Regions from separate parts of the Homo sapiens genome. Here region 2 is linked to region 1. A link is an interaction called in ENCODE POLR2A ChIA-PET data of the cell type or tissue named here. Cell type or tissue: PC-9. All regions are shown on one strand. Links, peaks and the distances in the headings refer to the core of each region. The heading gives the core; the rest is flanking DNA. Region 1 has its middle 9.0 kb from the start of FAM20B. Region 2 overlaps ABL2 (ABL proto-oncogene 2, non-receptor tyrosine kinase).

Region 1 (4,394 bases), core at 329-4,328:
CTTTCCCAAGGCTTTGCCCCTGCCCTCCTGGAATGTCACCCTTTCTCCCCCAGATGTGGCACTATCTGTTACCTTGGCTTGTAGAACTTTCTACACCCAAGTTCTACTGATTCTTTCTCCTAAATACCCGCAAATGATCTCATCCTTGCCTGCTTCAGACCTTCAGGCTCTCTTGCCCAGACCATTGCTAGGCGGATAGCTTCTGTGATGCCCTCTCTGCTCTGACCCCACACCTCTTCAATTCCCCTCCTCCTAAAAACCCCTTGGTTCCTTACCTAGGCAGGCACACAAGAACCTGGCCAGGCCCTTGCTGCTTTTCCTGATCCCTACTCCTTCCCAGACACGTCCTCAACACTCCTATAAAACCTGGCCACTTGGGGCTAGGCACGGTGGCTCATGCCTGTAATCCCAGCACTTTGGAAGGCCAAGGCGGGTGGATCACCTGAGGTCAGGAGTTCGAGACCATCCTGGCCAACATGGTGAAACCCCATCTCTGCTAAAAATACAAAAATTACCTGGCCATGGTGGCACATGCCTATAGTCTCAGCTACTCAGGAGGCTGAGGCAGGAGAACTGCTTGAACCTGGGAGGTGGAAGTTGCAGTGAGCCAAGATTACACCACTGCACTCCAGCCTGGGTGACAGAGCAAGACACTGTCTCAAAAAAAAAAAAAAAAAGTCTGGCCACCGGCTCTTCCACTCCTCCATGTCTCTGTTCATACTGATCCCTCTGCCTGGAGTGTCCTTCCCTCCCCTCTGTCCACCTAGTAAACCCCTCATTTTCTTTAGGCCCTACTCCAATCCACCTCTCTGTGAAGCCTTTCCTGACCACAGTGCCCTCCATTCATCTGCCCCAGGAACATTCATTCATTCCACAAGTAGTTATGCCCCACCTATGTGCTGGGAATTAGGACAGTTAAGGACCCTGCTCTTGGGGAGTACATTCATCTGGGCAAGACTGATAATCCTTGCTATATCATCCTGTATAATTTCAGAATGATTAAGGTGAAGGGCTGCAGAATGATAAGACACTCATGGCGGCCTTGCTGAGGGGATGCCAAGTAAGCAGATACCTGAGGAGTTCCTCCTAACCCTCCGTGTCCTGAGCACTCTGCATTCTTTTTTTTTTTTTTTTTTTTTTTTTGAGACAGGGTCTTGCTCTGTCACCCAGGCTGGAGTGCAGTAGTGTGATCTCGGCTTATTGCAACCTCCACCTCCCAGGTTCAAGCGATTCTCCCACTTCAGCCTCCCAAGCAGCTGGGACTACAGGTGCGTGCCACCGTGCCAGGTTAATTTTTTTAGGCTGGAGTGCAGTGGCGCAATCTCAGCTCACTGCAACCTCTGCCTCCTGGGTTCAAGCGATCCTCCTGCCTCAGCCTTCCAAGTAGCTGGGATTACAGGTGTGCACCACCATGCTAGGCTAATTTTTGTACTTTTAGTGGAGACAGCTGTCACCATGTTGGCCAGGATGGTCTCAAACTCCTGAACTCAGGTGATCCACCTGCCTCGGCCTCCCAAAATGCTGGGATTACAAGTGTGAGGCACCGTGCCCGGCTGTGAGCATTCTGCATTCTTTATGGTCTCTCCTTGGGAGGGTTGTGAGACTTAACAAATAAAAACATTGCATAGGACATACTTATACCAAAAAATTGTTCTTGAAATTCAAATTTAATGGGACCACCTGTGTTTTATCAGGCAACCCTACCCCTAGGACTCACTGCCCTGTGAGTTCAGAGAAGGAGCACCCTCAGGGCCCAGCACTGTGGCTGGCTGCAGTAGGCACTCAATAAACACTAAAAGAATGAGCCATTAAGCAGATGCATGAGCAGCACTTGCTAAGTTGTACTGTATTTTGCATTTGCTTGCTGACTCCCCACCTGCATCGCAAGCCCCTGCTTGCTGCGCAGGCAGTGTTAGATGGCATCCTCTGTACCTAATGCAGCCTGAGGAGTGGTTTAGGGAGAATGTATCTGCCTCTTACCATCTATTAGTGCCTCCCCTACTACCCCAAGTAATAATCAAATATGAAAAACAATTTTAGAATGTGGCAATATATGTAATGACATGGAAACTGAGAAACATTTTCTCAATCATATGTACATGAATAAAAACACCTTTGGAAAACTTTGCTATATTTATAGGCTGCAGTGTATAATCTATGAAAAAACTGCTTCCATCTAGTGCCCTAGCTACCCCTTTCCAACCAGACAGCCTCTACGAAACCCTTCCTCTTTTGGAATCGTGGAGCTGGCAAAAAGAGCTGACCAGTAGATGTCTGTTATACAAATGATGGCAGAATTTTACTGTGATTCTGGGCCTATGTGTCAATCTTCCCACTGGACTGGGATCCTGCACAGGCCAGCAAGGTGTCCTTATTGTCCCCAGGCCCAGCATGCAGCAGCAGCTCAGGAAATGGGGATTGAAAATCTATCAAGAGCCACATCTCATAGTTGACGTTAAAGCTTCCCCGAAGGAAGGCTGGTTCAAATGCACACCCCATGTTGCCCTCTGGAGATCAGCAATCCCATCAAGGCCCAGCCCAAACCACACACTGGCAAGCAGCCCAGAAAGGGTGTGGTCCAACTGCCCCACAAGTCCTGTGAATAAGCCCGGTCTTCACTCCCAGTTCATAAAAGGGCCACTGTCCCAGGGCAGCCTCAGCTCCTGTTGGTTTCAACTCAGAAGGAGAATGTTGTTGCTTGAGCCTCTTTTGAGCTTTAAAAAGGACAAGGAAAGGCACTGTACGGAGTGTTTTACTTTTGACTTTTTTTTCATGACTACAAACTGTTGGATATTGAAAACCTTGCATTTACTTGTGAATTGCCAGTCTGTGTTTGCGTATGGAGGAAGGTAAGATTTGCAGGGCTGGAATTATTTTCATTTTCCTTGTAAGTTTCTCCAGTACTTAGCTTTTCATTGAGCATTCTATATTTATTTCTGTGTCATTATGTCATTCTTTGGTGCATTTTATAACCTGTGATGCTGAAAGCTGCCTTCCTTCACATTGTGGGCTAGAGTCAGATAGGGCAATACAGTCACACAGCATCCACCAGAAGTTAGTGCCATGGAACACAGTCCTGAATAAGCACACCAATTTGCTACAAGAATGATCACAGAAAGACTGTGTATAATAGTATCAAAGAATAATTCAAAGACATAGGGTTAATTATTAGGGCACCATTTACTTGAATACAAGGGAAACCAAAAATAGCTTTATTTCATATATCAGAGCCAAAATAAGAAATAGGAAAAGAGGAGAAAGGAGAAAAATGAAAAACTGCAGACGTGTGAAAGATAATGAACTTTGCCTTTTCTTGAGTAAGCTGCTGATTAGCAGGCAGCTAGCTAAGAAGGCCAGAGGGTGTTCTGCCCTTGACATCTGGATGAATCATCAAAGAGGATAATTCCAGTTGCTTATGGATTCTCCAGGAGCCCTTGGAGTGGAACTGTGCTGTATCTGTGACAAGTTCCCTCTGTGTCACATGTGCCTGGGTCCTGGGAGAACACCTCCATCTCTGTTATGCCTCTCTGCCCTATGACCTTTATGTAAAAAGTCTCAATGTAAGCAGCCTAAATGTCTAACTTAAAAGGAACCAGCTAAACAAACCTCAGTATAACCTCAGCATGGAATACCAAAGATCTTTTTTTTTGAAACTGAGTTTCACTCTGTCGCCCAGGCTGGAGTACAATGGTACAATCTCAGCTCACTGCAAACTCCACCTCCCAGGTTCAAGCGATTTTCATGCCTCAGCCTCCCGAGTAGCTGGGATTATGGGTGCCCACCATCACGCCTGGCTAATTTTTTTATTTTTAGTAGAAGCGGGGTTTCACTATGTTGGCCAGGTTGGTCTCAAACTCCTGACCTCAGGTGATCCTCCCGCCTCAGCCTCCCAAAGTGCTAGGATTGCAGGCGTCAGCCACCATGCCCGGCCCCAAAGATCTTTTAAAAATGTTGTGATTTAAGAAAATGTTGTAGTAAAAATATGTAATAATGTAGAAGTTGTTCATGATATACCATTAAGTTATGAGTTTGTGGGGACACACTCATTCCATAGCATTAAATCTGTATCAGTCAAGGTTCTCTAGAGAAACAGAACCAATAGGATCTATGTATACATATATCTCTAGAAAGGGACTTATGAGAAGGTATTGGCTCACGTGAATATGGAGGTTGAGAAGTCCCACAATCTGCTGTCTGCAAGCCGAGGACCCAGGAAAGCTGGTCGTATAACCTGAGAGCCAGAGGGCCGATGGTATAGATTGCAGTCCAGATCTGAAGGCCTGAGAAGCAGGGGTAGCAACGGCAGGGGAAGATCCATATCCCAGCTAAAGTAGTCAGAGATCACATATTCAACCTTCTTCTACATTTTTGTTCTGTTTATACCCTGAACAGAT
Region 2 (4,394 bases), core at 110-4,109, 160 kb after region 1:
ATTAAAGTTAGAAAGGCTGTAATTTTTTTTTTTTTTTTTTTTTTTGAGACGGAATCTTGCTCTGTCACCAGGCTGGAGTGCAATGGCACGATCTCAGCTCACTGCAACCTCCATCTCCCTGGTTCAAGCAATTCTCCTGCCTCAGCCTCTCTAGCAGCTGGGATTACAGGCACGTGCCGCCACGCCTGTATTTTTGGTAGAGAGGGGGTTTCACCATGTTGGCCAGGATAGTCTCGATCTCCTGACCTCGTGATCCGCCCACCTTGGCCTCCCAAAGTGCTGGGATTACAAGTGAGAGCCACCATGCCCAGCCAGAAAGGCTTTTAATAGGTTTTTAGAATAATAATTTACTTTGCCCCAAACAATACCAAGCTAATTATTTTAGGCAGAGAATCTACAGATCAAAAGAGACTTAAGATAACGGATCAATTCCATTGGACATATTATTAAGTATTATATCAATTATTAAATGTATCATTGTGATGTGTAGATCTTACCTGGATATTAATTTAAAAAGCTGAAAAAGAATGAGATTTGAACACTGACTGGATGTGACTATATAAAAGCAAAACATAAAAATTTTTTAAAGGAATAATTACAATGCCACCTACCTTCTCAAGAAAACCCTGAAGTATGATATTGTTACTTGCAAGAAAAAGAAAATGGTTTCTGGCCGGGTGCGGTGGCTCACGCCTTTAATCCCAGCATTTTGGGAGGCCGAGGTGGGCGGATCACAAGGTCAGGAGATCAAGACCATCCTCACCAACATGGTGAAACTCTGTCTCTACTAAAAATACAAAAAGTAGCTGGGCGTGGTGGTGTGTGCATGTAGTCCCAGCTACTCAGGAGGCTGAGGCAGAAGAATCACTTGAACCCAAGAGGTGGAGGCTGCAGTGAGCCGAGATCGTGCCACTGCACTCCAGCCTGGGCGAAAGAGCAAGACTCTGTCTCCAATAAAAAAAAAAAAAAGGTTTCAAATATACTGGTAAGGCTGGGGCCTGGTGGCTCACACCTGTAATCCCAGCACTTTGGGAGGCCAAGGCAGGCAGACCACCTGAGGTCGGGAGTTCGAGACCAGCCTGACCAACATGGAGAAACTCCATCTCTACTAAAACTACAAAAAATTAGCCGGGCGTGGTGGCACATGCCTGTAACCCCAGCTACTCGGGAGGCTAATACTTTGAAATATATATATGTGTGTGTATACATATATATACATATATATGTATGTATGTATATATGAATGACTACTACTTCATATTACTTCAGCCCAGGCGCAGTCTTAAAACCTTCTACAACTTTTTTATACTCCTCAAATTTTCTACTGGGGCTGAGCACAGTGGCTTACACCTATAATCCCAGCCCTTTGGGAGGTTGAGGTGGGCTGATCACTTGAGGTCAGGAGTTTGAGACCTCAAAGTGTTGGCACGCACCTGTAATCCCAGGTACTCAGAAGGCTGACGCAGGAGAATCACTTGAACCTGGGAGGTGGAGGTTGCAGTGAGGCCAGATCGTGCCACTGCACTCCAGCCTGGGTGACAGAGCAGAGACTCTGTCTCAAAAAAAAAAAAATAAAATAAAAAAAATAATAATAATAATAATAATAATTCTATTGGTTCTAAGCAAAAAGGAGAAAGTAGAGAAATATAAAAGGGTGCTTATCCCCTGATCTTTTAGTGTCTTTCCCCCATGGAATTCTTAGTTTTTTTAAAAAAATAGTATTTTAAAATACAGACTAGGTCTTGCTATGTTGCCCAGGCTGATCCTGAACTCCTGGCCTCAAGCAATCCTTTTGCTTCATCCTCCCAAAGTACTAGGATTACAGGCATGAGCCACTATGCCCAGCTGAAATTTCTTAGAGCACTTTTTATTTCGAAACCAGGAGAAAAGATGAGTTAGTTATGTTTTTAGCAGAAATGGGTAAGGTACCAAACATAGCCACAATAGCAATAGGATGTCAATGCCAGAGAGAGAAAATAAAGAGAGGCAAGATGTTAGACCAGGCTGACAGTTGTTCAGCTAGCTCCTTTACCCTTTTCCCTGGTCCCCTTGAATGGGTCCTCTGTTCCCTGCCCTGCCCAGAACAGAAAAGCCACCACCAGTCACTTGGAACTGGCAGAGACCAGACTTCCATTGCCAAGAATGTTTCACAATAATAAAAGCTTAGTTAACATCTGAAGACTTAATTAGAATATTACAACAGACAAGTCTGAAGTTACCTAAATGAAATAAATGAGCTACTTTCGGGGTAGGATAGTGGGGGAACCACTGTCCTTAAATGGATGTCCTTAAGGGAGAAAATATCTAGCTCTTAATTTTAGTCTCTTAGCAGACAGATATCCTAGGGAGGTTTTACTACTGTCTGGCATGTCACTGTCTTGTAAGTCTAACAAATGAGGATGTGAGCTCATGCCCTAGGCAGTGAGACTAAAGGCTGATGAAAGGGAATGATGAAGCAAATTAACAAAGAAGACTGCATGCTAGACTGCTAGACAAGTAGACACATTCTTCTTTTTTTTTTTTTTTTTGAGGAGGGGTGTACGAGGGCTCCTTCTGTCGGCCAGGCTGGAATACAGTGGTACGATCTTGGCTCACTACAACCTCTGTCTCCCGGGCTCAAGCAATTCTCCTGCCTCAGCCTCCCAAGTAGCTGGGATTACAGGTGTGTGCCACCACGCCCGGCTAATTTTTGTATTTTTAGTAGACACGGGTTTTCACCATGTTGGCCAGGCTAGTCTCAACTCCTGACCTCAAGTGACCCGCCTGCCTCGGCCTCCCAAAGTGCTGGGATTACAAGTGTGAGACACCATACCTGGCCAAGTAGACACATTCTTACCACAGTCTCTACAGTCACAAGTTCGTTAGTGAGGGCGGTGGGAGGGTGGGGATGGTTAATGGGTACAGAAAAATAGAATAAATAAGATCTAGTATTTGATAGCACAACAGGGTGACTCTAGTTAATAATAATTTAACCATACATTTTGAAATAACTAAAAGAGTATAACTGGATTGTTTTCAACACAAAGAATAAATGCTTGAGGTGATAGATACCCCATTTTCCCAATGTTTAACAGGATACTCTATTATACATTGTATTCCTGTATTAAAATATCCTATATACCCCATAAATATATACACTATGTACCCACAAAAAATGTTTAAAAAGTTTCTAAGAAATTGATCAAAATCAATCACTCCTTTTTAACTATATGCATAAAAGGCTGTTATAAAGTTCTATTTAAGATTATCTCACTTTGGGAGCTGAAGGCAAATATCTGGCATATTCAAGTGCTATTCAAGAAAACAAAAATAATATGGCTTTTATTAGCAGCAGTCAGCATTTGTTTTTAGTGTTGTTACATATTCTTTTTTTTTTCCAGACAGATTCTCATTCTGTCACCCAGGCTGGAGGGCAGAGGTGCCATCTTGGCTCACTGCAACCTCCGCTTCACAGGTTCAAGCAATTCTCCTGCCTCAGCCTCCCAAGTAGCTGGGATTACAGGTGCCCGCCACCATGCTTGGCTAATTTTTGTATTTTTAGTAGAGATGGGGTTTTGCCATGTTGGTCAGGCTGGTCTCGAACTCCTGATCTCAGGTGATCTGCCCACCTCGGCCTCCCAAAGTGCTGGGATTATAGGCATGAGCCAACACACACGGCCAAGTGTTGTTACATTTTCTTATCCTAAGAAAACTATAAAGAGGTACACTTCTTTTTTGAAATAAAACCTTGCTTTTGATGTCCAACACTTAAGAGAGTGAATGAATCAATAGAAGAGAAAGACTTAATTTAACACCCTAGCCTAGGAGAGATGAGCAAGTGAGGAGCAGGTTCCTATTTCTGACAAGAAGAACAGGGATTAAAAACAATGTGAGAAATAAACAAAAAAACAAGCCAACAAACACTGTCAAGACCACTGAACCCTAGTTGCAAGCCAGGCTGCTATACTAAGCATCCTGATTATTCCAAAGATGCCCCGAGATTCAACCCAGCCCTTCTGGCCTCTGCCAAAGAGGCACAGAAACAGCCAAGTCAAGTTCCAAGAATAGTCGTGGCATACCATCCCCCTCCAACTACAGTCATCCTCAGGGAGATTGTTTCTGGGAGCATCTTGCCCTAGGACTAACAGCAGAATTCAGAAGGGCAGTCAGTTGTTACTACTGTTTCCTTCCTTATCCAACAAAACTTCAAGAAACAGTAGATTAAGGAACCTGGGATTTAACCACAATTAATTCATTTAATTTGATAACAATTAATTCATTTAATTGGAGGTGGTAAAACAGTTACCTCTTTTGTAAATCTAGTATTTCAGGGACTATCTGGGAAACCACAGGTGGTAAAATCAACTTTTAAAATATTTAAGAATAAAAAGTGGACAGTCCTTTTCTGCAAAGTT

Evidence for each region. ChIA-PET counts read pairs that join two places held together with the same protein. Peaks named below come from ENCODE experiments on the same cell type or tissue, not always from the same donor. Only the 100,000 strongest peaks of a DNase experiment are listed, where the experiment ranks them.
Region 2: POLR2A ChIA-PET joins it to region 1 with 5 read pairs; 2 of 35 experiments call an interaction of 5 or more read pairs at or near these places.

What each region holds. Positions count from the first base shown.
Region 1 is chr1:179,014,676-179,019,069 of GRCh38, forward strand. It overlaps a transcript of FAM20B not described here. Among named protein-coding and RNA genes, the nearest start is that of FAM20B, 9.0 kb to the right of the region's middle. RefSeq lists a cis regulatory region at 2,275-2,786. In PC-9, for the core only: no CTCF peak of the experiment used is centred there; DNase peaks (open chromatin) are centred at 2,586 and 3,386; H3K4me3 peaks cover 945 bases; H3K27ac peaks cover 2,402 bases.
Region 2 is chr1:179,173,337-179,177,730 of GRCh38, forward strand. All of the region lies in intron 1 of ABL2 (ABL proto-oncogene 2, non-receptor tyrosine kinase), which reads right to left. Among named protein-coding and RNA genes, the nearest start is that of ABL2, 54 kb to the right of the region's middle. In PC-9, for the core only: no CTCF peak of the experiment used is centred there; DNase peaks (open chromatin) are centred at 2,115 and 2,435; H3K27ac peaks cover 1,596 bases.